Regions from separate parts of the Homo sapiens genome. Here region 1 is linked to region 2. A link is an interaction called in ENCODE POLR2A ChIA-PET data of the cell type or tissue named here. Cell type or tissue: PC-3. All regions are shown on one strand. Links, peaks and the distances in the headings refer to the core of each region. The heading gives the core; the rest is flanking DNA.

The links. ChIA-PET counts read pairs that join two places held together with the same protein. Peaks named below come from ENCODE experiments on the same cell type or tissue, not always from the same donor. Only the 100,000 strongest peaks of a DNase experiment are listed, where the experiment ranks them.
Region 1: POLR2A ChIA-PET joins it to region 2 with 5 read pairs; 2 of 35 experiments call an interaction of 5 or more read pairs at or near these places.

What each region holds. Positions count from the first base shown.
Region 1 is chr21:26,810,329-26,826,335 of GRCh38, forward strand. No RefSeq gene overlaps it. Among named protein-coding and RNA genes, the nearest start is that of ADAMTS1, 27 kb to the right of the region's middle. RefSeq lists an enhancer at 8,438-9,059. In PC-3, for the core only: a CTCF peak has its summit at 5,874; a DNase peak (open chromatin) is centred at 5,873.
Region 2 is chr21:26,676,802-26,692,808 of GRCh38, forward strand. No RefSeq gene overlaps it. Among named protein-coding and RNA genes, the nearest start is that of CYYR1, 110 kb to the left of the region's middle. In PC-3, for the core only: no CTCF peak of the experiment used is centred there; DNase peaks (open chromatin) are centred at 8,210 and 9,660; H3K27ac peaks cover 815 bases.

The sequences.
Region 1 (16,007 bases), core at 2,840-10,839, 130 kb after region 2:
TCAAGGTCAAAGCCACCCCCATGAAAACTCCCAAACTACACACCAAAAAAACAAATCAAACGAAATAAAGCATTGCAAGAATGTGAAATTTGTGTTGAAAACATCTGGCTGACTATTCTCCCAGGCTATGCTCGGCACTCATTATTCATATAAATTGTGAGAAAGGTTTGGTGTCTGAACGTACCTCTAGCCCCTATGATGTGCGTATGTGATTTTTGCCCAAGTAGTCATCACCACAATCCTGTATAAGAAAAATAAATTTGAATTTGCTGTGAGTCAGCTTCATCTTTTAAATTAAATATGATGATAATACCTGCTTTAATTATCTTAGGGCTTCTTATGAGGATAAGATGAAATTTTTTAAAAAGTAAATGTATGAGGAAAACTTAAAAATACCAACACTTTAGCAAATTTTTATGCTTGGCATGCAAAATCATATCTGATTTGCTTGGCAACTGAATGTGATCATGTTTTTGCCATCAGAACTCTCATTGTCATGGGTAATGTAATCCAAATATTTTAGTTCCCAGTGAAAGAGTCAAGAATAAATAAGACAAACACTGCATGCTAATTCTGGCCATGGAGACTGAATATAACAGAGATTTGAATGAGAAAATCTGGTTTGGTGTCAAGCATAATAAAATAAAGAAGAGTTTGTTGATGGGCAAAAGGAAGAGATGGGTTGAGAAAGTGCTGTGCTCCCTGCTGAGAGAGTAGTTTGACTTTGGACAAAATAATAGCTTCAGTTTCTCTTTGGATTCATTATTGCTCCTGGACTCTCTCTAATTTGAACCTTGTAGGGGTCATCTGTGCCTCTGTCATCTCGAATACTCTCCACTTCAATGAATCATACTTCACACTGCCAGGATGACCACCCAGAAAGGCCTGTTTATGTAGGACTTGGCTGCTGCAGAGTTCATCTTAAGTCCCGAACAGCTGAGTTGGGAGCTCCACAATGGTCTCCTGTTTGTTTCTGGGCAGGGTTGGAGATAAGATCATCTATATAGCCTAACAACCATCTGTGAGTTAATCTGTTGGAATTCTCATCTTATCACTGCATATATTGGACTGTGCTGTAGTGGGCATACATTTTCTAAAATGCTGTCTTGGCCTGAAATAAAGAATATGTCAGGAAAGTCAATGTCAGCCTATATACAAACAAGGAAGTTGAGATTAAGAGGATACAGAGATAAGCTATCAGCCGATTTACACCTTGTCGCCTTTCTTCTATTCCTTCAATATGATTTTATAATCTTACCATTTTAACCACTAAAATAGTAGAAAACCAAGATGGGCACTTTTGGCTAAATCAATAGTAACTGTGCTTTGAGACTTGAGCAAGATTGTGGAAGATTTTGCAATGGATAAAGGAGATTATTAAATATCCTTTCAATGAAATGCAAGAGCCTTTGGAGATTATGTGGTGCTATGGGGATGTGTGCCTTCATTTTTGACTAGGCTTTTTTACAACTCTGTAGAGGTAGAAGTGAACTCATAGAAATTTGATAGGAATGGAAATAGTTTTTGTTGCTAAAAATGCAAAGTATGTCCCTTGGATTATAATCGATGATTTACCTCCACTAAATCTCCCAAGCTTCACAACCAAAAAACCAAACCAAAACAAAAGATATCATCATAAGAACCTGAAATTTGTGTTGAAAGCAACTGACTGATATTGCATTAGATAGCCAACATGTCTTGTTATAACTGGTGGCTCTGAAAATTTGCATTTTGAATATATCTAATAAATTAAAACTCTAGCAAGGAAGTTTTAGAAAATGACTACAATATAGTAAATGTATTCATACGCTCTGAGAAAAGTAGACAAATGAGAAACCCATATAGCTCATGCCTTTTCTGGGTTCAGATAGAGATCAGTAAATGTTTTTCAATTATAATCATATGGTCATTTCAAAAGCAAATCTAGAAGGATTGTTTGCAATCACCACTGTTATTCATAAGTAAAAGTTTAGATGGAAAATTTTGTGTATTTTGTGTGGGGGTGTATCCTCTGAAGAGTTTATGCTACTCACTACAATGTATACTTTGGCTCATCTGATTGTTCCTGGCACAGGAATATAGATGCTATCATTGTCTTGAGACCCTTAAGTTTACATTCAGCCAGATTTCTTTATCTCCTTCCAATATCAGCCTCAATCTAATGATCTTTCTCTTTATAAATTTTCCTCGGTGCCCTCTTTTCAGGCTGACTTGCCTGTCCAGAAAAGAGGGATTTTCTTTAATGTGGTAAAATATACATAATATAAAATTTACCATTTTAATTATTTTTAAGTGACATTAACTACATTCACCTTGAAGTGGAACCATCACCATCATTCATCTCCAAGTCTTTGTCATCACACCGAATAGAGACTCTGTATCCATTAAATAATAACTCCATATTCCCTCCTTCTCCCTGACTTTGGTAACCCGAATTCCACTTTTTATCTCTATGAATTTGACTCTTCTTGATACCTCAAATGTAAAATCAGACAATATTTGACCTTTGTCTGTCTGCCTCATTTCACTTAGCCTAATGTCTTGAGGATGTTGTAGCATATGTCAGAATTTTATTTCTTTTTGTGGCTGAATAATATCCTATATACGACTTTTTGTTTATTCATCCATTGATGAATATTTGGGTTGTTTCCACCTTTTGGCTGTTATGAATAATGCTGCTGTGAACATGGGTGTACAAATATCTGTTCGAGTCTTTGCTTTCAATTCTTTCTGGAATATATCCAGAAGTGAATTTCTGGATCATATGATATGTTGATGTTGAAATTTGAAAATAAATTTTTAAGGAATTCTTTAAGGAAACACCTTGATTGAAAACAATTTGGAGGAGGAGCAGCCTACTGGGGAATGTATTATTTAGTGACATTAAAAATTATGTAAATGTACTGTTTTCCTAATGGTTGCACTTCATCCATATTATGTCAGTGCTTAGTATGCGTTGTTTGACTCTAGGCCAATCCACCACTACCTTCATTAAAGCATTAGAGTCAAAAACCTTTGTCTCACTGGTTTTCACCTCTAATTAACTTCATTTCTGAAAGTGCTTTGAAATAAATTTTCCATTCTGAGGGAAAGAAGCCAAAACAAAAAAATCCAACAAAACCCACGAAGTTTCCCACATGTGAGGATTTGTTTGCTGCTTTTATCTATCGCAACATTCTCTCTAACAATCTCGTTCACAATTGTGGACTACTCAGGGTTCTCCACAGAAACAGAATCAATAGGGTGTGTATGTGTGTGTGGAGGCAGAGAGAGAGAGAAAGCCTGAGATAAATTTATCTTAAGGATTAGTTCACATATTTGTGGGGCCTGGCAAGTCCCATATTTGCACGATAGGACATCAGGTTGGAGACTCAAGGGAAAGCCGATGTTGCAGTTGAGTCCAGAGGCAGTCTACAGGCAGAAATCCCTCTTCCTCAGGGAGGTTAAGTCTTTTTCTTAAGACCCTCAACTAATCGGATGAGGCCCACCCATGTAATGGAGGATAATCTGCTTTACTTAAAGTCTGATTTAAATGTTAATCGCATCTAAAATTACCTTCACAGCAACATCCACAAGTGTTTGACCAAGTATATTGGTACTATGGTGTAGCCAAGTTTCGCATAAAATTAACCATCATGATAATGCACTTCTTTAAAAAAAAAAAAAAGTGGAGGAGTGTTATACAAAGCTTAAATTTTGTAACCTCATTTGATTTGGGTTATTATTGGCTAAATTCTCATTTATCTTAGTCATTAAGCAGATTTCAGTTTACTCATAAATTATTTTTGTGTGTTTCCAAATATTTTTTAGCACAAGTTTTGCCTTGACAGTTGGATTACATTTTCCTTAAAGCTTGGGTCAAGATTTATTTGGTAATATCCTACCTATTATCAATGCCATCTATTATAGCACTCGAGGCAAGTCAGTGTTCACCAATCACCAAGTAAATACTTTGGCAGTATCTGAAACTTCAATTTAGAGTTAATTTCCTTCCTGCCATCACCAGCACTGTCCGTTGTAGCCATCGGTTTTTTATGGAATCTTTATTACTTACAGTTATGTCCATTTTGTCTGAAGTCCAAAATGATTTAATGGGCCATTGCTTTACCATTTTTTTTTTCATAATTTCCCTGAACTAAAGCTCTGTCCTAAGCTTCTTTCTACCTCTAAGATTTTGCTCCAATTTCTGCCATACTTGGAGGAATGCCATTCTCAGCCTATCCCAATCCCACCCATTGTTTAGATCATAGTTTAAATTCCTTTTCCTGCACAGATTTCTCAAGCATCCTGGTCTACAGTACTCTATGTTTACTCTATTGCCTGTTTTATCTGCAACTCTTCATGTTGTTAGGAAAGCATATAATACCACCTCTTGTTGTTCAGTAATTTAATATGGGAATTTGACTTCCCAAAGGTAAATGTAAACGTACAGACATACACTCTTTGATTTGTCTCACCCTTCCCTCAAAAGTAAATCAAAAACTCTATCTAGGCCGAGTACAGTGGCTCACAACTGTAATCCCAGCACTTTGGGAGGCTGAAGTTGGGGGATAGCATGAGTCCAGAGTTCAAGACCAACCTGGACAAAATGGTGAAACTCCGTCTCTCCAAAAAAAAAAAAAAAAGTCAGGTGTATGTGCACCTGTAGTCCCAGCTACTTGGGAGGCTGAGGCAGGAGGATAGTTTGAGCCTGAAAGCTTGAGGATGCAGTGAGCCGAGATCATGCCAAAGCATGCCAGTCTTGGCAGCACAGCGAGACCCTGTCAAAACAAACAAACAAACAAAACAAAAAACTATATAGAGAGATAATGAGTAAACATTTTTTAAAAAATGAATTAATACAAACATACTGGGATCTTGTTCAGTGTAAGGTTAGTCCCATGTGTTTCTGAACTTTACCTTGGGTTTGTAGTCAATGTATATGTGTTAGGTAAGTGTTTTTGACTTTATGTTTATGTGTGACTTGGAAACAATATTACCTCATTTGAATTACTGGCATATTAATGATGTCAAAACCTTATCTTTTGAGCATTTTTTCTACTTAAATTCAGAGCTGTTTCATTTGAACACTGTGTTTACCAAGCTGAAAAGTCTCATGTTCTCTTGGATAATCTCCAGTCAGAGTTATCTATAAATGATACTTCAGGGACTTTCTTTACAAACTGAATTTGGTTTTCTTTGTACAGTGCAAATAAGTAAAACCAAAAATTAAAGTACATGAAAAAACATTTGAGCTAGTTATTTCTTCAGCTAGCTCACATGCAGCTGTTAAAATCTGTATAGACCATTTTCTGTTCACAGTCCCATTATTAATATTTTGTAGAGCCTTCCTTTAGCCATTTCTCATTTTCAAGCTGGTCTCCTATTACTGGGAGTACATTGCAGCATTTGCCATTTTATTTGGGATTGGGACAGTAATACAGTACTTCAACATTGCTTTCATTTCCCAGTATGTCAAACAACATACAAATGTCAAGTATTTTTAGTCTCTGCATCATCATCGTTAACAGGATACCAGACTCCCAATGTGCATTCCATCTCCAGCGTACAAAATCACAGCAAGTCATTTCACCAGGGAATAAAAGAGCTTTCTACCCAAACGCTGTTACAATTTTCACACTTCGAACGGTATGAGTCTTAAAGCATTTGTAGTCATAGCAACTGTTTTTTAAATTTTGTATATAATCATTTTAATTATTAAGTATTTGATATAAAATATAAGGAAAAGTTAATACATGTATGAAAGGTAAATAGGCAGGCTTTTAAAATTACCAAAACCCCTACATTTTCTAGGAAGGAATTTATTATTGTTTGATGAAGTTAAAACATGCAAGCAGTTAGTGGGACAGTTCCCACTTAGCTCCACTAGAGGTCTCAATTGATATTTTGTGTGTGTGTGTGTGTGTGTGTGTGTGTGTGTATATATTTGTGTGTGTGTGTGTATGTGTGTGTCTGTGTATATGTTTCTGTGTATATATACATGCATATGTATATATGTACACCCATAAATGTGTACGTACATATATACATATGTATATATGTGTGTATATACATACATACACACACAAGCATATATATATATATATATACACACACACACACACACACACACACACACACAAATGTATTTTTTCAGACAAAGCTAAAATGCTGCACTGCTATTGTGGATGATCTTATAGCAGTATTGCCAAAAGGAACAACCACCATAGGAATAACAATACCTTTTAAAATTCATTATAAATAAAAACAAACTCTAGTACCTTTCTTTTTCCAAGGTTTAAAACTTTATTGTACATTTCCCTTTAAAACAAGGACCATCATTTAAAAACATCTTTTAAAAACTCCCAATACTTTTTATACACACAAGCAAATATAAATAACCATGTTTCTTTATATTAAAAAAAATGGGAAATTTATTTGGGGTCATTTCTTGTGAACTTTTTTTAAACCACCTATAAGCTTGCTCTTTATTATGACCATAATTTTATATATGTGTAATAAAATAACATAATAAAAATTATATGGTCATAATTGTTATTTTTAGAAGCTCTGACTTTCCATCATTAAACTTATTAATCAAAAGTGTATGCTACTTATTTTCTAATTTATTCTGAAATGTGAACCAAGGAAATGGAGAACATGAAATTTTTGCTTCAAGAACTTAGACAGTATAAGTAGTGTTTAGAACCTTGGTCATCTAGGAGAGCCATCACCCCATCAAAAAACTCTCATTAATTATAATAAAAATAAAATTCATCCAAAAACATTTTCATGAAGTTAGGAATTAGTTACATTTAATAGAAATATATATATGAATATATATATTTTTATATAGTTTCTATTTTTAACATAAAATAGAAAATATATAATAAAATTATATTTTAATAATTTTATTATTTAATGTTATAATAAAAATATAATTATATACTAAATAATTATAAAATTTAATACGTTATATAATTAATATAATTATGTTATAATAATATAGTAATACAAAATTATGTAATTTTGTTTTATAATATATAATTATGTAATATATTCTATATTATATAATTATGTTAAAATTAAATTATATAAAAATTTATTCTATTGTGTATTACTATATATACTCGCTATAATATATAAATATTTTTAATATATAGTAATATATATAAATATATTTTTATATAGTATATTATAAATAACATATATGTATATATAAATATATTGTTATATATTATAAATGATATATCATATACTTATATATAAGTGTGTATAAGTATATATAATTATATATAAAATACTGTATATTATTGTATATATTATGTAATACATATTATATGTATTGTATATAAAATAGAGAAAATATATACATTGTAAATAGTTATATATTTATATAAAATAGATATTTATGTCTATTATATATACTATTTTACATGTAAAATATATATTTATCTATTTTTTCCTCTTAATTCAGTACTTTAGGAAAACAGGTTTTTTTACTTTATGATGGAATGCACCACTCACATTACTTGTTGCTTGTTACTTTTGGAATACTGTCCAGGCCATAATTCACCCTAGCTTGCCTAAGCTTTTGTTGGGGCTGATAAACTTGTCAGCTTCTAGAAGCTTCTGAAGGCCAGTTGAACTCAGATCCATTCTTTTTACCAAAATACCTTCTAAGGTAACTGAGTTGTGTGTCCCTAAATCAGGGCAGGGTTGAGAGCATTGAATCAGCTAGAAAATGACTATAGTCAGCCATGTGCTCCAGGTATTAATATCTCAGTAATATGTTTATTTACCCCGTGTGCCGGAAGTTTTATATATAATATCTCACTCAGTTTAGAGTAATCTTTTAAGGTAGCTCCTCATTTTTATAAAAGATGAATCAGAAATGCAAAAAGGTAATTTACCAGTTCCCAGAGAAATTTGTAAGTACAGACATGTCAACCTCAGTAGCAGCAAGGGCATAAATTCCCCTCTACAGCTACTTGAGCCATGGTAACTAGTAAATGTTTAAGCCATGGTTGTTCTTTGCAGAAAGCCCAGATGTTTGTCAATGAGTAAAACTTTTATTGAGTTTCTACTATGTCTAGACTACAATTCTAGGAACTCGACAGGAGGGAGAGCTATAAAAGAAAAAGATGTGGCGTTATTATTAAGAAACATAAAACCCACTTACAGAGACACAGCACAAGAGTATAAAATCCGGGTGAACACTTTTACAGGGAATGTGTGTCTCCTGGAGGCCTTAGCACATGAAAATGATAGAGTTCAAAGTGAAAGCCTTCAAGTGATTCTGTGCTAAATAAAGGCAATTTAAACCAAATATATTTCTTTTTTTAGTAAACAATTAAAATGACAGTATAATGGGTTTAAATTGAAAAAAAAATAATGTTTTAAAGGAAATTGCCTTGGCTATCACGGTGTGATATCTGCCTTCGTGCACATCTCTGTGACTTAAAGTCCAATACCAGGATATAATGAATTACACATGGCTTTTGGCTTTCCAAGGTATTATCCAGTGAGAAGAGATATGAGAAAAGGAAAAGGATCTTCGACCGTAAAATTAAAATAACTCAATTATCTTACCTTGTTGAAGAAATAACAGACCTAGAAATATTAAATGACTTGCTCAAGGTCATATACTTAGTTTATAAAAGATCCCGGACTTCAAACTTAAAAGACTGTAAGCAGAAAGGATTGAAGAAATGTTTGCCCATTCATTTTTAATGTGCTAAAGTGTAGCCATGAAAGCATAGCAAGGGCTTCATGCTGGGAAACTGAAATGGCAGACAAAGCAAACTAAACAAAGACCCATTGTCTCATTATGAACTAAGATTTTGAGGAGATTGTGGGTTTACTATGAAGAGCTTAAGGAGCACTAGTTGGGGAGGGGAGAAGTATGACTTTATGCATAGATTTAAGGGACTCTGGGCTCTTTGTGGTTTTAATCAGACATACGATAGTTATCATAAACTATAATTATTATAAGTTACACCCGTGTCCTCCTAGCACAGATATAGTGATATGCATGTATATTATGCATTTTCTCTGCACTCTCTCTGCCTGTATAGTTATATTCATTTGGTAGAACCAAAAATGCATCTTATGGCAAATTTTGATTTCAAGTTGAAATACACCAGTCCGTATGGAGAGTGTTGTCCAGAAATGCAGATGGTTCTTTGAAGAAAAGTACAATCAAACATGGCAGAGACAGTCTTACATAACAAATAACAGGGCTGATGTCAAAGTTATTTGCCAACAGAATACAGTATGTACACCATTAAGTACTTTGCTGTCTTCATATGAATTTGTCCTTAGAAAAACTGCCCCAATCTAAACTGTTACATTAATATCTACTACCATATTAGGATTAGGAGTGCTTACTATGTGTCAGGTACTAGTTTAAACACTTTGCAGGTATTATGAGTGGGATAATTATACCAACTGAATGAAGTACATTACTATTTTCATCATTCCCATTTTATAGATGGAAAATCAAGGTAAGGCAAATTAAGAGTAAGGCAAGTAAATGGAGGAGCTAGGATTCGAATCCAAGCAGCCTGATTCAAATTTTGCATGTTCAGTTGCTATGTCAACAACATCTCAATATGACTGAATCTTTTTCAAGAGAGAAACCAAAACCCAAATGCAAAAGCACTCTGTCCCTTTTAAGGTTGTCATTTGGGAAGTACATACAACTTTCCTAAGAATGCTGTCATACCTTAAATATTTCTGAAATGGATACCTTGGAATTAACGTCAGAGCCTGCAGCTCATTCTTTGACTATCTCCTGTGGTGGCAAATCTCTTTTTGAAGGAGGATTTTGTTTTGGATGCAACCAAAGTCCCTTGCAGCCAAATACCATGACTAAGGTGGGTCTCTAATCTGGGTGATGCCATTTTTGGTCAAAAAAGTGAAACATGCCTGGGCGGCAATGGGGCAGATTGTTTCTCTAAATTGGCTCTGAGGACAGTTCCAAGGAGGAGCTTCAGAGCCTCTGGAGCAATTGCCTGCTCTGGGTTCATGACTTGTAGTCCAAAGTGATTTGACTTGGGGTGAGGGTGTGGTCAATTTAGATATTCAAATCTGGACAAGTTTATCATCACTTGCCTCTGTAACTTGGATTTAATTTTTAAAAATTCATAAATCCAAATAGTCAATAATTTCTGTAGACAATCTTTTGGAAAATTAAGTTGACCTATCTCATTGAGTGAACAGGGATGAAGCTAGCAAAACAGAAGGCATCCATCTGTGTCTTTATTTTTTGCTCCATGCCGGAAGGGTTTCCTGTCCACCCAGCATACCTGGTGGTATTACCTACACACGCCACTCATCTGTATGAGTGGCTGAGCAAGAACGGATCACATGGATCAGACATTTTTGTCTCTGTTATTTCTTCTCCAATATCTGGAACACATCTCCCGCCTGTTTTCATTCCTTTCAACTCAAAGTATCATGTTATGTCTCTACTCCTTCCTTGACCCCTTGACCTGAAGTGATCCCTTGCTTCTGTATTCCTGAGCTCATGTTATTGATGCAATTCACTGGACTCACTTTCTTGTATTGTTATTTTTTCTTTTGTATACATTTTATTTCTCCAGCTATACTATAAGACTAAAGGCAAGAATGATTTTTTTTTCTACCCATTTTATCTTCCTTTCTTTCCATCCTCTTTCCTTTCTCTCTTCCTTCCTTTCTGCATCCTTCCTTTCTCTCCTTTATTTTCTCTCCTTTTTTTTTCTTGTGGGCTCTTATTCAGGCCCTAGGACAGTTCCCTATACAAACTAGTAGCCCAGCGATATTTACTGATTCTTACTCATTCTTGTTATATCAATGGAATGAATAATCTAATTGCCCACTCTGCATATTTATCTTTCTTATTATAATTTTCTTGAGAAAATGTTAAGTTGTTTTCCTTCCTTTGTTTCTTCCTTTCTTTTTTTCTTGACATATACTACTTGAAGGGTTATATTTCAAAAAAAGGCAGCCTTAGTTAAACATCTTTTTTTATTTGTTCAAAGTGATAAAGGGCAAGTATACTACTAAAACTGATTCTATCTTCTTTGCAAGGGATGTTTTTCTTAAAGATATGCTATTAAAGTATAATTGACTCCTCTTGCTACATAAAACCTTTGGGGTCTACAATTTGATTCTTCAGAAGTCTTTGTCAAAATATTGCTTAAAAGTAAGCATTTGTTTTACCAGTATTCATTCTTATATTTTGGGGGTTCAAAATATAAATAAGTATAATATCCAGCAATCTAAAGCAACTTTACTTTTATTGATGCTCTATAATCAACAAACATTCACATTTATTCACATTTTAAATTGTACCTTTTTGTGTGTGGCTATTGATAAAGTCAAGTCTGATAAAATAACTAATTATATGGTCCCACAGTTTGTGGATAGGAAAATTGCTCAGAAAAGTGTTCAGTTCTCTAATTTTGGACTGTTAATAATGCCTTCTTTTTCACTTGTAAAATGATGCTCTTTCCTTTCTCCCAGTCATGCTAAGAACTGAATTTTACTGCTTCAACCATGCCTGCAATATCTAGGAGAGTCCCAAGTGAGGTTTCTTAGAAATGTTTACAAATGCAGAGGATCAAAAGCTTTTCTAAGTATTTAGTTTTGTTTACATTTTAATCTTTTAAATGGCTCACATGCATATGGATGTTAAAGAAAAAAAAATACAGTGCTATGATGACCTTAGGTAGATAACCCAAGTCCTTTGTTTTAAGAAAAGAAAAAGGAGACTAGAGAGCAAAGATAAACAGGATATTCTGCATTTTTTTTAGCAATCTTGTACTGTTGTATATTACATTTGAAGGCCAAATTTAAAAGTTATGCTGAAGGTCTATATGAGAATATTCTGTTATCACTACTGTCAAAGGAAGTCATCAGGACATTTTAATTAGAAAACCACAAGGTTTAACTAATATCTAACTTCTAAAAGAAATTGACCTTGTATTATAGAGCATATTCCAGAGTATGCTGCAGTTTGATAACTAGATATCATCATCTCTGTGGGTCTTTAATAGCAAAGGATCCTGTCCATAGGCTTGGGCTAGCCTTTGAGAATATGTATCCTTATTGTTTCAAATGAAGGTCTCCAGCCAACTTCCATTTATTTGGAATTAGTTTATCAAACCAAAAGATGATGTACACCCCTGCTTTTCTTTTCTTTCCCCTGAAGTATCCTTTGAAATGAAGTTAGTTTTTATTATTACCTCTGGCATACTCTGGGAAGAGAAGAGATATAGCCAAACCTGTTGATTCTACTCCTGTTAATAAGTTTGGTGAAAACACTGAAGGTGAAAGGCTCTGGAACATGCAGAACTGAATAAACCAACTTGAAATTAATGAAAAGCCAGAGCAATATTGTAATGCCAGCACCGCCAGAAGTCGGTCAGTATTTGTGTTCTTTATTTGGTGCATTTCTCTGCTTTTATGAAAGATACAGCAGGGGTCTGATAAATTCTTAGCCCACTTTAAAGAAAAAAATGAAACTGTGCACATAACTGATCTGATACATATGGTGAAGAGCTTCAGATGGAAACCAAATATCTTGGAGATTTAACTATTTACTTAATCTTTCAGCTGAGCTCCCTCATCTACAAATTCAAGGTTGCCAAATGATATGGTCTGCCTGTGTCCCCACCCAAATCTCATCTTGAATTACTACAATTCAAGATAATCGCCATGTGTTGTGGGAGGGCCCTAGTGGGAAGTGATTGGATCATAGAGGAGGTTTCCTCCATGCTGTTCTCATGATAGTGAGTGAGTTCTCATGAGATCTGATGGTTTTATAAGTGTCTGGCATTTCCCTGCTGGCACTCATTCTTTCTCCTGCCGCTCTGTGAAGAGGTGCCTTCCACCATGATTATAAGTTTCTTGAGGCCTCCCCAGCCATGCAGAACTGTGAGTCAATTAAACCTCTCTTCTTTATAAATTACCCAGTCTTGGGTATTTTTTTCATAGCAGCATGAGAATGAACTAATATACCAAATATGACCTCTTCCTGCTTTATCAATGGACTCTACTTCCTTCAAGTTTGAGAGCCAAGAATCTCTCTGATGGTCTTCATATTAATTCCCTTCTCTTCACTCAGCATTTCTTTCCTCAAAAAAAATTCCCTTGATATGTGCTTCAGGTAGTCATAATACATTTATCTTTTGTCCTTAAGATTAAATCCTGAGTACCTGCAAGCAAAAAGTGGTTTTTCGTTTTCATTCTCTACGTAATTTTCTTCCTGTTGGTAGAAAATTGGAGTTCTAGGAGACTTTAATATAAAATATTGAATTTTTTTGTATCCTATGATAATGTTTAAATCTTGCCTCTGTAGGAAAAGTGATAAATTCACAACCTATTACAATAGAGAATCCACTTAATTGCCCTATATTTTACATTGCTGCGGAGCATAAATATTTCTTCCTTCCTTCCTTCTTTCCTTCCTGATTCTTACTTTAATTACCACATAATGATTTCCTCCTGCACTCTGTACTGAACCCTGTTTAGAGAGTGTTTCTGTATTTTTAAGTGTGAGTACTTTAAATACATTTATACTCCTCAAAAAAGCAAGAGTAGAAAAGAACACTAATATATGTCATATTTTAAATTGCTTCAAATACCGATATTGATTTGTAAATTAGACAAAAGAAACATAACTTCTCAGTTTATTTTTAACCTTTTATTGTAGAAAAAAGTCTAATTATACAAAAGTAGAGAACGAAGTATGCATCTCTATCACTCAGCTTTAACAATTATTATCATTTTGTTCATCTAGTTTCATCTATCTTCACATTTTCTATTTTTGCTTGAAATTTTTAAAGAAAATTCTAGACTTTGTATTATGTTACTTCAGTATCTAGCTTTAGTTTTTGAAACAAGATACAATTTAGAAATATCTACCCTAGTTATGAGAGGATAGGATCTTTCCATGGATGTGTTTTTGTTCAAGGTAATAAACACCACTGCATCAATAGGCCAGTGTACCATTTTAATATGTTATATGATGTCAGTACTTATTGGATATTCTTTTCTTCTACTGCTAAGGGAAAAACTTTCTCTGCCCCACTGACAGTTTCTGTATTAGTCCATCTTCACATTGCTATCAAGAACTACCTGAGACTGGGTAATTTATGAAGAAAAGCGGTTTAATCGACTCACAATTCCACAGGCTGTATAGGAAGCACCGTTAGGGAAGTCTCAAGAATCCTGGTGGAACGTGGAGGGAAAGTTGGCCTGTCCTATATGGCTGGAGCAGGCGGAAGAGAGAGCGAAAGGAGAGGTGCTACACACTTTTAAACAACCTGATATCGCAGAACTCTTATCATGAGACAGCACTAGAGCAGTGGTGTTAAACCATTAGAAACCACCCCCATCGGCCGGGCGTGGTGGCTCACGCCTGTAATCCCAGCACTTTGGGAGGCCGAGGCGGGCGGATCACGAGGTCAGGAGACCAAGACCATCCTGGCTAACACAGTGAAACCCCGTCTCTACTAAGAATACAAAAAAATTAGCCCGATATGGTGACGAGCACCTATAGTCCCAGCTACCCAGCTACTCGGGAGGCTGAGGCAGGAGAATGGCGTGAACCCGGGAGGCGGAGCTTGCAGTGAGCTGAGATCGCGCCACTGCACTCCAGCCTGGGAGACAGAGTGAGACTCCGTCTGAAAAAAAAAAAAAAAAAAAAAGAAAAGAAAAAGAAACGACCCCCATTATCCAATCACCTCCCACCAGGCCCCACCTCCAACACTGGAGGATTACAATTCAACAAGATAGTTGGGTGGGAACACAGAGCCAAACCATACCAGTTTCCATAAGAAAAATGAAGAGAGTTGAAAAGGATAATTGAAGAGATTTTGAAAGTTATTTCTACAGAACTTCTGTCATAAAGAGGACTATCATCATCTCATCTTGGCTCTACTCTTTATATGTATGCCTACAATTAAAATCGTAGTTTATTCTTTCACCCTTAGCTTTTGGTGGATTCTTTTGTTCCACAGATAATCTTGAATACATAGGACTATTGTTGTGGGGCTTGAGCCCAGCCTTTTCCTCAATTCTCACGTTTGGCTACTGTTGCACCCTACATTGCTTCAGAACGAAAGGAGTTAATGTGAAAGGACTTAATATCATAATGTGACACACAAAGGGATACTCAGTTTATGTGGATTTGATGCCTACTAGGGATCTATGAGTTTGATTCTCCCAGATCTCCCCTAGTTGTAGGGTATACTTTAAAAAAAATTAAACTGTTACTAACACTAAATTCTTAGAGTTTTCCCATTCATTCATCTTCTTCACTAGTGAACAGGGGCAGAGAGATGGAAAAATGTAAAATTGTGGGAAACCCAAACAGGTTTGAATTTGAAATTAAATTTTTGTACTTTTAGTTATATATAGTATGCATCTCTTTGTAAAATAATTTATATACTGAAGTCAAGATATGAAATCTCTTAGTAATCAACTGACCAATTCATCTGTCTTGAAATCTACCTTCAAGCTTGGAAAAGCCATCGTCATCTAAATACCAATATAACTAACTTTCTTTTATTATATCGTACTACAAAAATGCTTCAGTTTTTGAAAGCTACCTGTTTTGGGAACAATTTAAATAACAACAGAAACTATTTACAGTGTCTTTAAACCACTGGTGAGAAAGTCTTCACACTTAAGGAAAACCACACTAATTAGGGTTTTCCCACCTTTTAAAAAACCACATTTTTTGATGATTAGAAAAATGATATAGCGTGGTTTTTTTGAAGAAAACATGGAAAATTCATGAAGGTACAAAGAAGAAAACAAAAATAGCTAGTTAGGTTACTTTTGTATATATGTTTTGTTGTGCGTGTGTGTGCACACAACTTGGCAGCACAACACGGCTTAATACCTAAGAGTATAGAAGGCGTATGCTCTTGAGGTTGGGTTCTTGTCTTGGTCCATTTACTGTTGCTATAACAGAATATGTGAGCCTGGGCAGCTTATAAAGAAAAGTTTATTTGGCTTGCGGTTCTGCAGGC
Region 2 (16,007 bases), core at 3,686-11,685:
TTTCCCGTTGAGTATGCTAAAGTATTTGAAACATAGAAGGTTGGTTTGACATGAAAGAAAACTATAATCTATATAACTTAAATAATTAGCATATTTTGTGCAGGGAAAGTTATCTTCAATATTCTTCACATAGGCAAAATTGACAATAATTAGAAACATCATTTAAAGATCATCTTAGTAACCTGAAATGTGAAAAAGGTTTTCTCAAATTAGGCCAAAATTTAAGCTGCTTTAAAACTCTTTTCCTTCCATAATATAAAATTACACATCCAATTTAATTAAATAAAAAGAAATAAAAATGAGCTAGATTCTGCTTTGGTAATCTTAAGTCAGCCAGTTGTGCATAACCCATCTTAGAAATTCTATCAGCACACGTATTTGATCAGGGTCTCCTGAAAAGAAGACTGATGTAACTAAGACAGTGAAAGAGTGAAATGCAAAGAAAGGTGAAATATAAGCATCCTGTCTGGTTTTGAAAAGTAAATTAATATTTCTACTAGAACTTAGACATTGTTTCTATTATAAGCACCTGAAAATTTTCCAGTAATTGTCCAAATATCAGGTAAATAGAACTCATCCATTAACATAAGGCAGTTTATAGTGTCCCAGGAGATATCGACTAGTAATAAAAGACAAGTTTATTAACCATACAAAGCTGGAATAGATTATCCTCAACTATACCTTATTTTAATTAGTGTGGATCAACTACTTGTTATATGTTTTTACCTTTAGTAATTACTAACCGTAATCTTCTGAATCATAGGACAGTAAACACTAAATTTCTTGCTTTATTTCCACCATTTCCTAACTTGCGGGAAAAATTGTGCTGTGTATCTCAGTACTAATCCTTTAAAAGGCAAGAGCTTTGATTCGCTAATTGATTCTCTCTCTCTCTCTCTAGCTTGCCTCTCTGTTCTTTACTTTAGGTTTAGTGTTTGCCTTTTTTTTTTCTTCTCAATAGCCAAATTGTATTTCTCAATTTCTGCCTCAATAATTTTGGCTTCAGTTCAGATATACAGAGGATTTGGTAAGTTTTTTGCTTTGAGCCATGGTTCTTCCTTTTGCTTTAACACTCAACCACACCTACAAAGAGAACACCATTGTTCCCTGCATTATGATTTAGAAATGGCAAACATTGGCTGGCGCAGTGGCTCACGCCAGTAATCCTAGCAATTTGGGAGGCTGAGGCAGGAGGATCACCTGAGGTCAGGAGTTCGAGACCAGCCTGGCCAACATGGTGAAACCCCGTCTGTACTAAAAATACTAGCTGGGCGTGGTGGTGCACACCTGTAGTCCCAGCTACTCGGGAGCCTGAGGCAAGAGAATCGCATGAACTCGAGAGACAGAGGTTGCAGTGGGCCGAGATGGCACCACTGCACTCCAGCCTGGGTGACAGAGCTAGCCTCCATCTCGAAAGAAAGAAAGAAAGGAAAGAAAGGGCAAACATTACCCTCTTTAAGCCACTTCAGGTAACTTGATTTCATGCAGAGTCACATCCAGATTTTTATCTTCCCTGCAGTCTTTCATGTTCCTTTAAGTGAAATGTGTCTTTGTTTTGTTCTCTTTCTCATTCCCTCCTTAATTTCTGCTTTCATGTTCAAAATAGATTTTATTATCTGTTATTATCTGTTCCCAGTAAGACTCAGCTCAAACTCTATCAACTATTAGAAAACTATGCAAATAGATTAAGAAAAGCTTTTATTGTTGCCCTCAAAGGGATGGCAATCTAATCTTTCCAAATATGGAACAACATACAGGCAACTATCAAAAAGGCATGAGAAAGAAAAGAAACTTTTTATCTGAGGAATGTCAGCCCCTGCCCCACAGGCATCCCACCTAAGGTAGGTAATCATCTAGAAGCCACCTGCTGTATAGACTCTAGACTCAGTATCACCATCAGTAGCTATAAATTAACCTAAAACTGCCATACGCTGGACACAATAACTCATAGTTCCACAGTACATAGCCAATCACTAATCAATGTTATCTCTGTAAACCAACAAGAATTCCTGAGAAACAGATTTTGTAATTGCCTCCCTACTGATTCGTCCTTTTTTCTTTAAGAACTCAAGACTCTGTTTTGTTCATGGGAGTACTTCCCAAGATAACTTAAAAGTGCTTCCTGAGCTGCAGTCCTCAGCCCTAGCCCAAATAAACTCTTTACCTTTACCTATATTTATTTTGTCTCAGTTTCTTACTTTGGGTCAATGGTCACATTAACTTTGTGTATGGCATGAGCAATGGTGTAGGGAAGCAAATGTGAACCTAGCTCGAGGTGTTGTGTTACTCCCCGAACTCTGTGGCCCTGAGTAACTTAAAGACTTCTATACATTTAAGCTAATCCATACATAGCACTGAAGGTAGTTTTGAGAATTGATTTACATAAGGCTTCTGAAAGTAATTTATAAACTATAAAAACTACACAAATGCTTATTTTATCATTTGCTTTGTTTCTTTAAATTGTGCGCACAACACAGCAGGGAGCTTCTTCTGTTAGCTCTTTAATAGCCCCTAGCAAATTTACAGGCAGAATTCAATAAATTTTCAGTCATGGAAGTTAGCAGATGTTAAAGAAAATCATTTGAATCATTCCTCTAGTTACAAAAATACACATTCCAGTGTGTTTAGCTATCTGTAAAATTACAGTAGCAGTGGTTATGAAATAGCAAAGAATGACTTTATTCATCTGTGTTTAGAATATAAAGGCTGAGAAGGCGTATTAGGGGTAGCAGAGCAGTATTGAATGTAAATGCGCAGCAAGAGGGAGAAACGATGATGTTGTCATACTCTTCTGGCCTCATTACTCTGAAGGAACTTTCTTTTCCTTAATGCATCTATGCAACTCCCTGAATGTTAATGAAAGTGGCATGTGCCCAATGAGGAGAAAAGAGATCTAAGATTAAAAACCAACCCCAATGATGCACGTTTCATAAGCTGATCTTACTGTTCCATGCACTACTTCTTTAAAATTCTGTTTTTTTTTTTTTAAGGCACATTAGCAGTGTCTATTTGATGCCTAGAAAAATTTCAAATGGAAGAAAAGATTTGTTTGAAAAAGTAAGGGGTGAACAGTTTCCACTGCAAACAAAAACTTCTGGTCTTAGAACTGTTTTTGAAGATACATAATTTTGATAGTTTTTACAGAAAGGTAGGGGTGTAACTTAACAGTTGTTTGTCCAAGACATTGTCACGTGCACCAAGCATTTTGCTCCTCCATGTCCAATCACTATTTTTTGTTGATGTTGTTGTTGCATTCTTATGGTTGGAGAGTGGATCAAGTGTATCTGGTTGCAGTTTCAGTTAATTTTAAGATCATTTGTATGTCCTTCCATTGTCATTTGGAATCTTTTTACCACTTGGAAAATTGCACTCAATATGTCGTTGTCCAATATCAAGGCCAAGAGCCCTACTCCCACATTTTAAAATATTGTAATAATCTATCACATTTGGAAAGGTTATAATAGAGAACCATCATTGGATCTCTTCTCAACAATTCTGCATATCTTTAGGACATCTTTTCTTATATGCTACCCAGAATGTGGCTGGACTTCACTTTAAAGTTGTCTTGAATTAAGCAAAATTAGGAAAGTGAATACCATATATGGGAATCAATTATCAAATATTATGTTATCTACTCTATTTGATAAATTACATCACTGTCCCTTCAATTACAATAGATACCTGACAAATAAGCGTCACCATGCTTATACCAAAATGTGAATTTTTTAAAAAAGATTAATGCTAGCTTCCATGAATTCATTATTATTTAAAACACTCTTTATTAAAGTATAATCTTATACTATGTACATCGGAATTACCTGGATGCTTTAAAAATGTTTCCCGGTCACCAGTTCTGGAATTCTATTAAGTAGACAAAAGGGGTGTGTAGATATTACTGCATTATTTTCCGTGAAGCGTGAAACTCATAAGTAGCCATAAAAAGAAATAAACATTCATGGAATATATGACCATCGCTGAGAACCAAAACTTGTTAATTTATTAATTTGTAATTTATGTGTGTATTACAAAGGACACCGTGATAGAATATGGTTTGCAAAATATATAGTACATATTAAATTTTTAATAGTTACCTAAGCAATTTCTCCAACTGAAGTATTTTGAGAAAACAAATAGTTTAGTATCAAGTTTAAAATAATTAGTTCTTCATTTGAAGTAAATTTTGTAATGATAGCTTACTATCGGCTCCTGAATACACTTTAGACAATAATTCTGCTAATATAATATTAATTATTTTTCTAGCAGGATATGTTCTTCCAACTCCATGTTGTTTTTGTCATCCAGAGTCTTGGAATTCTACTCTTACAGAAAATAGATAACCATTTTATTTATCTTCTTGGTGTTGAATCTTCCAATGCTTTCATCACTTAAATCAAACAGTCATAACGTCTTTGATTTTATTGTTTTTAGCAGCTGTAATTGTATTTTACTCTCAGAAACATGCTCCAAAGCATTGCTTGGTCATTTTAATAAGAAGTTAAAGTGCTACTAATGTAGATGTCTGTGACTTCAAAACAAATGGCAGAAAATAAAATAACTTTAATTTTTATTACTTCAAGTTGTATTTTTTTTTTTTTGCTTTGTTTTCAGTCCTCACAATAAAAACAAAAAGTGGGAGGAAGAGATCTTAGGAAGAGAGGAAGATAATTTTTTTTTTTTTTTTTTTTGAGATGGAGTCTCGCTCTGTCACCCAGGCTGGAGTGCAGTGGCGCGATCTCGGCTCACTGCAAGCTCGGCCTCCTGGGTTCACGCCATTCTCCTGCCTCAGCCTCCCGAGTAGCTGGGACTACAGGCGCCCGCCACCACGCCCGGCTATTTTTTTGTATTTTTAGTAGAGACGCGGTTTCACCGTGTTAGCCAGGATGGTCTCGATCTCCTGACCTCGTGATCCGCCGAACTCGGCCTCCCAAAGTGCTGAGATTAAAGGCGAGTGGAAGATAATTTTTTAAAAAGTTTATTCGGAGTACATGTTCTATGTTTCCTGCAGGCCCTGTGACTCATCCTTTATAGCATCTAGTCAAGCTGATCAGCTTCTAAGAACAGATGGAAATGAAGCCCTTCCTCACTATAATGCAGCCATTAGATGATTATCCAGTCCATTCAGTTCTAAGTGCAAATTCACTATCATTTTATTTCTAATCTATCTACCTTTAACTGATGTGGCGAGCAATTTGACTTTACTTGGCTTACTATTGTGTTTCTGTTAGAAAGTAATGTGATGCACATACCTAATATGAAACTTTTACAACAGAGAAAGAGATTTTAATTTAAAATAGCTTTCTTACTAGAGCTTGGACCAAGTTCATTTTCAGAAGTTATTAACAAGATGATACAGGTATCAACATAAAAGTGCAAGGGTAGTTGGTCATTTGATTTTGCATTCAGATCATATATTTTATTTTCATTGTAAAATATTTGAACTACTCAGGATCCAGTTTATGAGGGCTCTTTTGTGTGACTGTTACAAGTAGAAACCCATAATAATATAACCAAGGATGTGAAATTGCTTTATGCTAATATTTTAACCTGTGGGAGTGTACTTTCTCCTACTCTTTTTTTGAAATGTACAGCCTCATAGAGATGCATAATTTTTACCTACTCATTCTTAGTAGCAGAAAATGAGATTATCAGTATAGTAAGAAGCTTTTAGTAAATTAAGGAATTAAAAGGATAGTAGTCTCTTTATCAAATACCAGGATTATGACTACTCCTACCTCCTCTTCCAATTTTTTTTTCCGTTGAGGTTTTATAAGTGATTTGCTTCACAGTACAGATGTTTTTATAGATCAGCACCTGCAAATTTATGCTCATTTGAGTCTATATTTATGTGACAGCTGTCAGTCTGAAATCAAAGCTTTGTGAATCATACATTGAGATAAGCTCAATTAACTACATCAAGAAAGTTTGATAGCAAAAGTGGTCCAGAAACATTTCATCATGAAGATTGCAGAAGTCATTGAGTCCCTAGACACAATCCTTGCATCTAAAGTAACAGTTATCAGTTTTAACACAAAAAGTAATAGATGTAGAAGTTACTTGAAATAAAAGGCTAAAATACAACCTTTGTCCTAAATGCTTTTGTAAACTGATCAAGGACTCAAAGCCCACATGCCACATCCATTTGTCACACAGTTATTGAAAAGGAGTCAGTGTTGACTGGTGCACTTGGAGAAGTCTTTTTGCAAGAGTAGAGTGAATAGTGAGTACTGACTGATCAAGAGGAGGCAAATACATGGAGGAAAAAGAGAAAGATCATTTTAGACTGTAAATTCCCTGAAGGTAGAAAATATATCTCTTCATATTATCTGTCAAGCATCTACCACACAGGTTGGCTGAATTATTTTGAAGAAAGTTTGGGATAGCGCAGGAAGAAAAATTATGAAGTGTGCAGGAAGTGGCAAAAATTGACCTATGTTGAGTGGAGGGTATATTCTGGAATGATTAATGTGGATGCAGAGGGAAGATCATGACATTGGCTGTATTATAAAAGCTGAAACAGCAGTAAAGAGTAATTATAAGAGATGATGGGTGAAGTAGTGATTACTGGGTGTCTTTTCAGTGAAATGATGAGTTTATCTGGTTGTATAGAAAGGCGCACCTTAGATTGTTTTTCTGTTGACTGAGCTATATTGCAGCTGAGTAGAGGTAGAAGTTAGGTTGTAGAAAATTTGTGACTATGCAAATAAATTTTGATTGTTTGAGAAAAAATTGGTTCCTTCTCTGTAGAAAAGATGAGCCCAAAGTTTACATTTTATTGTATTATATGACATTAACCAGTTTTGCATTTACTAGCAACTGCAGTTCAGCATTCCTGATTTTATATACACAGCACACACACATATACCCATACATATACATTTATATGTATATATTCTGTTCTCTCTTGAACTGCTTTTAACATCTTACTGATTGTCTCAGCCATTAATTCCCTCACTTTAATCCTTGTTCATTTCATATTTGAACAAGAATCATAATTTTGCCTTTTTGAAAATTTAACATTAGCAGCAGGATAGATTGTCTGGGGAAGAAGTTTGTAAGTCTAGAGATCAATCAAGACTGTTTTAAGGAATTCTATCCCTCAGTACTCAAAGTAGGAAGTTGAGGTCCTACATTTGGGTAACCAGCATATTTTGGAAAATAATGGAAAACCTGAGACGTTTTGAAAGCAAAACCAGAACAGAATTTTTTTTGGGTGTATATATAGACAAGTCAGAGGTAAAGTTGTAGCTCGTAAGCCACTCGAGGGAAAGCAAAGATCTGGGCCACCCTTGATCTTTTTTCTAAGACATGATCTAATATTTTATGAAATGTATCCCCAGGAGGCTTAGGTGACTTGCTTCATTCTCTCCTCTGGGAGTGTTCCTTGCATCATATTGTGCCAGGGAGTTGCTGCCAGGTCTTAGAAGTTGCTTGGATAGTTTACAAATGGGGAAGTACATATTGATAAAGCTGGAAAAAACCTTGGGGAAAAAAAAACAAGTGAAAATACCTCAGCAACAACATACTGTTAAAAATTTCTATTTACCTCTTGTCAACAAATACATCTTTAAATACACAAACATTTTTAAACATTTAAATACAAATACTTTTAAACATATTACTGTGATGGGAAGAATGTAAGCAACCTGTGTTCAATGAAAATAAAAAGTGATGTAATTTATGACATTCATTCAATGGAGTATTATTTATTCATGAAAAAGTATGCTTGTGAAATTGGTATTTTAACAGTCATTTATGGTATGATTTATATGGCAGATTACTAAATTGCAAATAAAATTTGACTTCAACTAAGTAAAACAGACAAACAAAAATATGTATCTGCTGATTGAGACTCCAATGTTGGCCCCAGAAATTTGTATTTATGAATTTCTTTCAGATAATTCTGTTCAGCAACAAGATTTGGGGATCATTATTCAAATTCAACAGATTCTGATTCACAATAATTTATTTAGCAATCTGCTGTCTTCCTGCCTACTGATACATTTATCATTTCAGAAGAGAGAGCAACTTGCATGATTTTAATAGGGTAAATTTTTGGGAAATTTTGATTTCTTAGAAATTTATTCAGTAAATATGATCGAGCATCTACTATGTGTGAGACATGATCACAGAGGCACTGAGGATACATCAACAAACTCCAAACTTGGTAAACATAATAAGTAATATTCACCCTTTATTTAAACTGAGTCACTAGAATGTAAATTACTATACGTACATTCCAGTGGCTTAAATTCTAATGACTCAATGTAAATACATGAAGAGAGAACTTTACATGTTAATGTCCCTTATCTAAAGGAATAACGTGTATGTATGACAGAGTAGCTTCTCTACATTCTTGCCCAAGCATAGCAGCTTTAGCAAACGTGTACATAAGGCTGCCTATGTATCCAGCACTATTCTAAGCATTTCATATGCATCAGGATAGTTAATCACATTTTATTATAGTAGAGTAAAAGATGACAGGATAGTATATTCTGTCTTTACCAGCCCCTCACCCAACACTCAGCTGCTCACTCACTCACGGACAAGAATGCCTGAGGAAGCCCTGGTCATTTCACTCAACATTCCCTCTACTTTGACTGTGCTGGGAAGTCTTTACCTCTTTTCCACTATCAGCAATCCCCCCTCTTTCTTTCCAATTTTCTTCTTTTCCAGTCAACGACTACATGCCCACTAAAGGAGGGCTCTAAGAAGTGGTCCTCCACCTGCAATATCTCATATAAAATCTGCTGTAGGTCTATGATGGAGGAATTCATACAGTGTTTAAAGATAAGAAATACAAAGCTTAGAATGCTGAAAGGTTCATAACTAGCTTCAAACTCTGTATTATGGTTAATTTCCATGTGTGATTTACAAGTGATACTAATATGCTCTTGATTTGTTTTCTAAAATTAGGATCTTAAGAACCACTGGGTTGGTGAAAGAAGTATTGGATGAATCTGTGTTTTCCAAATTCAACCAACTTGGACAAACATAGTAGATGCAAGTTATTAGTAAGGTTCTAGTTATCTGCTTGGATAAAAGCCTCATGAGTGTTCATTATCTTGTTATGCTTTATAACAGACATATGTTACTCTATTATATATATGTTATCTATAAGATATATATAATGTTATATATAATATCAATTAAATTAAAATAGATCAAAAAAAGGAAAACAATAATACAAATATGCCCATTTAAAAATCTGGATAGAATAAACAACACAATTGAATGATAACCTTAGCATATTATATTTGAAAATATACAAATTCTAAGCTACAGTTTATCCCTTCCTCATTTCTTAGATCACTGCGGTTGGAACACTAGTTTTTTAGTAGAACTTATATTTCTATCATCGTAAGTTTTGGTTGCATAAGGTTATTAATAGTTAAACAGGTTTCTTTGCTGCTTGATATATTTATTATTTAAGGTGCAGGTTTAGCTAAGCTGCAAAACTATAGTGGCTTAAATAAGATATAAATGTATTTCTCTTGCATATTTGGTCCAGTGTTGGGCAGAATATCTAGGGCAGGTAGGAGGCTCTAGATTTCATCTCTGAGTATAAGTAGCTCCTAAATTGTTACTTCTTCCTGACTTCAGAATGTGAAGTGAAAGTAAGCAGCTTCCTTTCCAAAGAAGTGATTCGCAGGTGCACATGTCACTTCCTCTCATGCCCCATTAGCCACGTGACCACAACCAGATGCAAGGAAGGCTGGGAATTGTAGTTGCTAGATGGGGCAGTAGGAGTGAGGAGGGACCCCAGGGATTCTACGATTACAATGAGGGAGGAAAAAAAATGGATATTGGGCAGATAATATTGAATCCTGAAAAACAAACTCTAAATATGGAAAAAGTGAAGCATCCTTTAAGTCCTTTAATGTAGATGTAGAATCTGCTCTTCAGTGGTCCTAATAAAGCAGGGCTTTGTATTTCATCGTCCTTTTCATTCATAAAAGATACTCATTTTTGGTGTGTGTTTGTGTGTGTGCATGTTTGCGCACGCGTGCATGTTCATGTGTGCTATCAATGGCTTTAATTTGATTGAAGATAAAATTAATACTAGGAACTGAAATACTTTCGAGATAGGCTGTGCACAGTATGACGTCACCACTTTAGCTGTCTTATCAAATTCAGAGCATACAATTCATGTAATCCTTGTTTCCCTTCCACATTGACCAAGGTAAGATAATTCCAAACATAGCTTAAAGAAATGTCTTATACTAAGCTTCAGAAAATATCAGAAAGTTGCATTATCAGCAATGCTAATGTAGCAAAAAGCAGGTGGGCTCATGCCAATGTTCTCCTGAGAGATGGTTATGGAAGTAGATTGTGGTAATTAATGAGTGAGCAGTTGAAGAGTAATAAAAAAGAAAAAGTTTAATTAGGAGTAAATGGTAAGGGAGTTTAAGCATTGGAGGAATAATATTAACATTGTGGGAAGTAGATTGAATTATGTTTAAGATCCAAAAATATTTGAAGCTATCATCTTATTTCCCTCTTTATGTCACGCCTAAGTAGGAATCTATATGAAGCTACTTTTACATCATACAGTTTGTTTATTCCTTTATTATTAGTGAATTGCTTTAGACTAACTCTATCATACTTCCAATTTTGTTATCTACATGATTTCATTGTCCTTTGATATAAATCTACTTTTCCTAGCTTGTGAGCAAAATTTAGCTAACATAAAATCTTATTTATGTATTTATTTAATTAATTAATTTATTTTTTTGAGACAGAGTCTTGCCCTGTTGCCCAGGCTGGAGTGCAATGGCATGATCTCAGCTCATTGCAGCTTCTGCCTCCCCGGTTCAAGTGATTCTCACCTCAGCACCCCTGCCGAGCAGCTGGAATTATAGGTACATGCCATCACGCCTGGATAATTTTTGTATTTTTAGTAGAGAGGGGGTTTCACCATGTTAGCCAGGTTGGCCCCGAACTCCTGAACTCAAGTGATCCTCCTGCCTGAGCCTCCCAAACAGCTGGGATTACAGGCGTGAGCCACTGCACCCAATCAACATAAAATCTTTAAGGCATTATTTGTGTTTAAAGTAGGGTGGGGAATTTCTGCATCCGAAATTAGTCAATTGACAGTGTTCTACAGCATGGAGTATCAGAAAGGATATCTGTTTCTCCAACTTATGACAGCACACATGTATATTTTTGCCTGGAGGAGGGAGGGATATGAAAAAAGATTTGAGAAGAGAATGAAGAATCTGAACTTTTGGGCAGGACTCATGTATAAAATGACTGAAACTTTTTGTTTGTTCCTTTGTTGAAGGTTAGTCTTGCACAGAGTAAATTATGGTACCGTTGAATCTCCTGGGCACCCTGAGTTCAGTAAAACTTATAAAGATTCTTTAAATCATATTATACTTTCTCTTCTTTGTATGATAGCCTTGATAAGTGCAGGGGCTAGGACTACTGCAAGTAGTGGGAAATTAGGAAGGCTTGTCAGAGACACTGAGGGCGTCTCAAGGATTCTGGATAGGAATGTATCAGCTCTAGGATATAGCTGCGTTTGTTGAGGTTTTTGGCTTGTCCACAGCTGAAGATATTTGTAAAGATTTCAGTAACTTCAAGACCCAATGTCATCCATTCTATTAAAAAATGGAAGATTATACTTGCTTAGGACCTCTTCAATCTCAGCATTATTCTTTGTAAAAAATTCTCCTCCACTTTAAAAAATGACTCTTGACCATGTTGTCTTTACTATTATTTTCTTTTGGAAAAACACACAATTTTTTCTTAAGAAAAAAATCATTTCCCTGCTTATTTGTCCTCAAATCCATGGTATATTAAATAAAAATGACTTATTTATTACCTTTCTAATGAGCCACTTTCATAAACTGTGGTTGATAAAACAACTTTTGGAACTACTTGCATATTTTACTGGTAACATTTCATCTAGAACATTAAAACATTTAAGGTTTTTAGAGGTATTCAAAGGAGTGATATGTATTCATATTGCATGTGTTCACAATAGTGTAATCTTTCCTTTTCTTTTACATCCTCAGTTTTATTGAACTAGAGGAAACATCCCCCATTCAGATACAATACTCATTTTTATAAAACATTTAGGCAAAAAAGTCACAACTACCTTACATAAAGCCTGTTTAAACCTCTCAAATTTCATAATCCGATCAACATTTACATTCTTATATTCTGGTCACAGGAACTTTTATTCCCTACCCCCAGACCATTTTAGCTTTTCTGGTGAAAGAGAATTTAGGTTCCTATCAGAGAGTGGATCCAAGGCACTCAGGCCTTTTTGTCAACGTTTGTCATAATTTGCCTTATTGTTGCCCCAGGCAATGTCAGCTTTCTCATTATAATCTTTGCCTTTTAGTTTTCCGTAAATTTCCCCAGTCTGGGGCAAATGCAGAAAACTGGTGTGGGCCCTTTAATGTTGGGAGACCAGCAGGGTTTCCCTTTGGTTCACCCAACCATTAATAGTGTTGTTAAGACCTTTGTTTTAACCCCATAAATTTTCATTGTATTTATTTCATTTCTTAATAACCGTCGAAAGATTTTCACCACCCTTCAGGGGCTAGTCCTTTGAGTCCCTTTTACCTTTCCAATTTTTTTTGTTGTTAATTACCTTAATGTTTTATTAAGCATCTGTAAGACCCATGAAGGATAGCAAATTTGATAAGGCTTCTCAAACAGCTGTATGATTCTGCAGGAGTAATGTCACTTGGGATGCCCGTGGAAAAGGCGCCCTTTTAACCCCAACATTTATTATGACCTGGGTAACAGGCATATTCAGTGGGAAAATACCCCAGTCATCATAAAGCCAGTCCCACATGGCTTGTATATGAAGCATATCAGTTGCTTCTTCTGGGAATAGTTGGAATCTTATTCTTGAGAAGAATTAGAAACTTATTTCTCAATAGTGACACTGGTGGAATAGAATAATTTTGTGATAAAGCATAGTGACATATTTTCGGACTCTACCATTTGTTATACAGCTGGGATTAAAAACCTCATTTATTCAAGAGCACCATGACTGGTTCCATTAGGTAGTTAGGACAATTTGTAAATAAAACAACAAAAGATCCACTTAGCATAGTATTATGCTTTTTGCAGGACACTTTTCTGGGTGGACTTGGACTAACCCAGTTTTCCCCACTTTCTCACTTGAACTTCTAAAGCATAAAAGTAGAATGTGCTAGAAATGTAACATTCTGAGATAGGGAGGGACTGGCCAGAACAGTGTGGCCTCTGTTTCAGTTCCCACCTAAAAACAGGATGTATTTCAATGCTTTAGCCCAGCAAGTCATATGCCCTGGGGTTTAAAACCCAGAGTAGGCTGCCGGGCGGGGTGCCTCACGCCTGTAATCCCAGCACTTTGGGAGGCCAAGATGGGCGGATCACCTGAGATCAGGAGTTTGAGACCAGCCTGGCCAGCATGGTGAAACCCCGTCTGTACTAAAAATACAAAAATTACCTGGGCATGTTGGTGGGCGCCTGTAATCCCAGCTACTTGGGAGGCTGAGGCAGGAGAAGTGCTTGAACCCAGGAAGCGGAGGTTGCAGTGAGCCGAGATCACGCCACTGCACTCCAGCCTGGGCAACAGAGTGGCGGGCTGCTTTCTGCAATCTTTCAGCTGTGCTGCAAGTAGGGCACTCATAGTCAAGACTTTATCAGCCCTGGGGCAGCTTTCCTTCCTCTTGGGGGACCAGCTCATAGTGAATCCTAAGCTTCTGCCTATCTATAAGTGTATTAGTCCGTCTTCACGCTGCTGATAAAGACATACCCGAGACTGGGCAATTTACAAAAGAAAGGACTTGCAGTTTCACGTGGCTGGTGAACGTCTCACAATCACGGCAGAGGGTGAAAGGTACTCCTTAGGTGCCTGCTGCCAGAGAGAATGAGGAAGAAGCAAAAACAAAAACCCCTGATAAGCCCATCAGATCTCGGGAGACTTATTAAGCATCATGAAAATAGCACGGGAAAGACTGGCCCCCGTGATTCAATTACCTCCTCCTGGGACCCTCCCACAGCATGTGGGAATTCCGGGAGATAGAATTCAAGTTGAGATTTGGGTGGGGACACAGCCAAACCATATCAATAGGTAATAAATCTGCCTCATGTAACTTGTGTGCATGGGTGTTCTATCTCACCAGACTCATACAAGCTCGTAACCAGTGCATGTTAAGCCTGCTTCACACTCTTCAGCATGCTTTGCTAAAAAGTTTTTGCCACGTTAATTTTTTAACATTGCATGAATTTGTAGACATAAAAATGAGAAAGCTTACTGAAGACACTCTACATTTGTTTCATACTCAATATAATATTTCTTCTTGAGTATAATAAGCTACCTAGCTTATAAGTTAATATATTTGGATAAAAACCAACTTAAAAACTTAGCTACATTTCTATGCAAACTAATCTTTCATCAAAGCTAATTAGTGATTTTAAAATGCTATCAAATACCATCTTATCTTGTATAAGATTTTAAAATTTGGAAGGGTAGCTCAAAATCAATTTGGGTTAATTCAAATTACATCTCAGAAACTAGAGAGTTAAAATAATTTTTTAAAAGGAACTTTATATATTGCCTTAACACTTTGTGAATAAAAATCTTTTATGTTTTTCTCCCTTTTATTTATGATCCTTGGATATCATTTGAGTTCTTGCTAAAAGCTGCCATTTTCATTTCTACAGCTTAATTGCTTACAAATTAATGATTCATAATATTTCACAATTTTCACTTAAATGGTCTGGCATATATTCCTATTGTAATCATGTCATAAAATTAAGGGGAAATTGAATGCCTTGCAGAGTCCGATAAAGACAAGTTCATTCTTTCTTGTGCAATGATTTCCTATAACATTTGGAGTTATATCAAATCTAAATTTGTATTCTAAGCAGAAATTACATGTGTTTTTCCCGAACATGTGTTTTCTTATGCTCCTAACCTGTGAAATAGGAACTTATAAACTATTCTTTTAAAGGCAAGCATATCAATTTAGATGTCTTCCTTTGCAGAGAAAATCAGATACAAATAATCCTATGAAAATATAGTTGCATAAGAGTGAACCATCTTATTGTTTATTTCAGATTTGCTCATACCAGCTTGTGTATATTGTTGAGACAGCTCACTGAATGGCATTATTCAATGGTTTCTCTTTGTGGCTCATCGCCTTTGAGACCATACTTATAAAGTACACCTAATGGAAGTGTCTTAGAGCCTTCTTAAGTGTTTTGCTGAGCCAGGAGAGGAACTGAATTATAGATCAAAAGAACTAACGTGTTTCAGTTGGCAAAAGGTTGTCTTAGTCTTCACAGACTTGCCAATCTCTTCTTCCACCAATGAAGTATTTCACTCAGTTAGCTATAGGAAAGCATTTGTTTGTTATGAACAAATTACTTTAAATTCAACTCCTGACTTATTGCTGAAAATGTAATTTTCCTACACACACACAGACATACACACACACACTTACACACATGCACACAAAGTAAACTCTGTCCTAATGTATTTGCCCAGTAGTTTTTTTTGCTTTGTTTTGTTTTTGTTTTAACTGAACTGGGGCTGGCAGAAAAAAAGCAACAGAAACTGGAGAAAAATTAAAAGAGAAACAATATAAAGAATTTGATATAGGAATGACTAAGCTTACTTAAATGAATTGTGAGATATAAACTTGTCAATATGATTTTGGTTGCAGAAGATTGTATATTACATAAGCTTCACAGATGACATGCATATCCAGAAACTACAGTAATTTACAGGGGCAAACTCTGCAACTAAGAAAAGGAGACAGAACTGTTTCCACTCAATGCATTCCTCCATCAAAGAACAAGGTAGCAAAATGGTTGAGAATTGCGTATTTGGCAAGACACTGCCTATCTTTAACACCTGGGTATGCCACTTGCTACCTAACCTTGAACAAGTGACTACTTCTCTATGTTACATTTGTTTCATCTGTAAAATGGGGGTAACACTGATGTCTAGTATAAAATGCTGTTGGAGGTTTACATGAGATAATCCATATAAAATC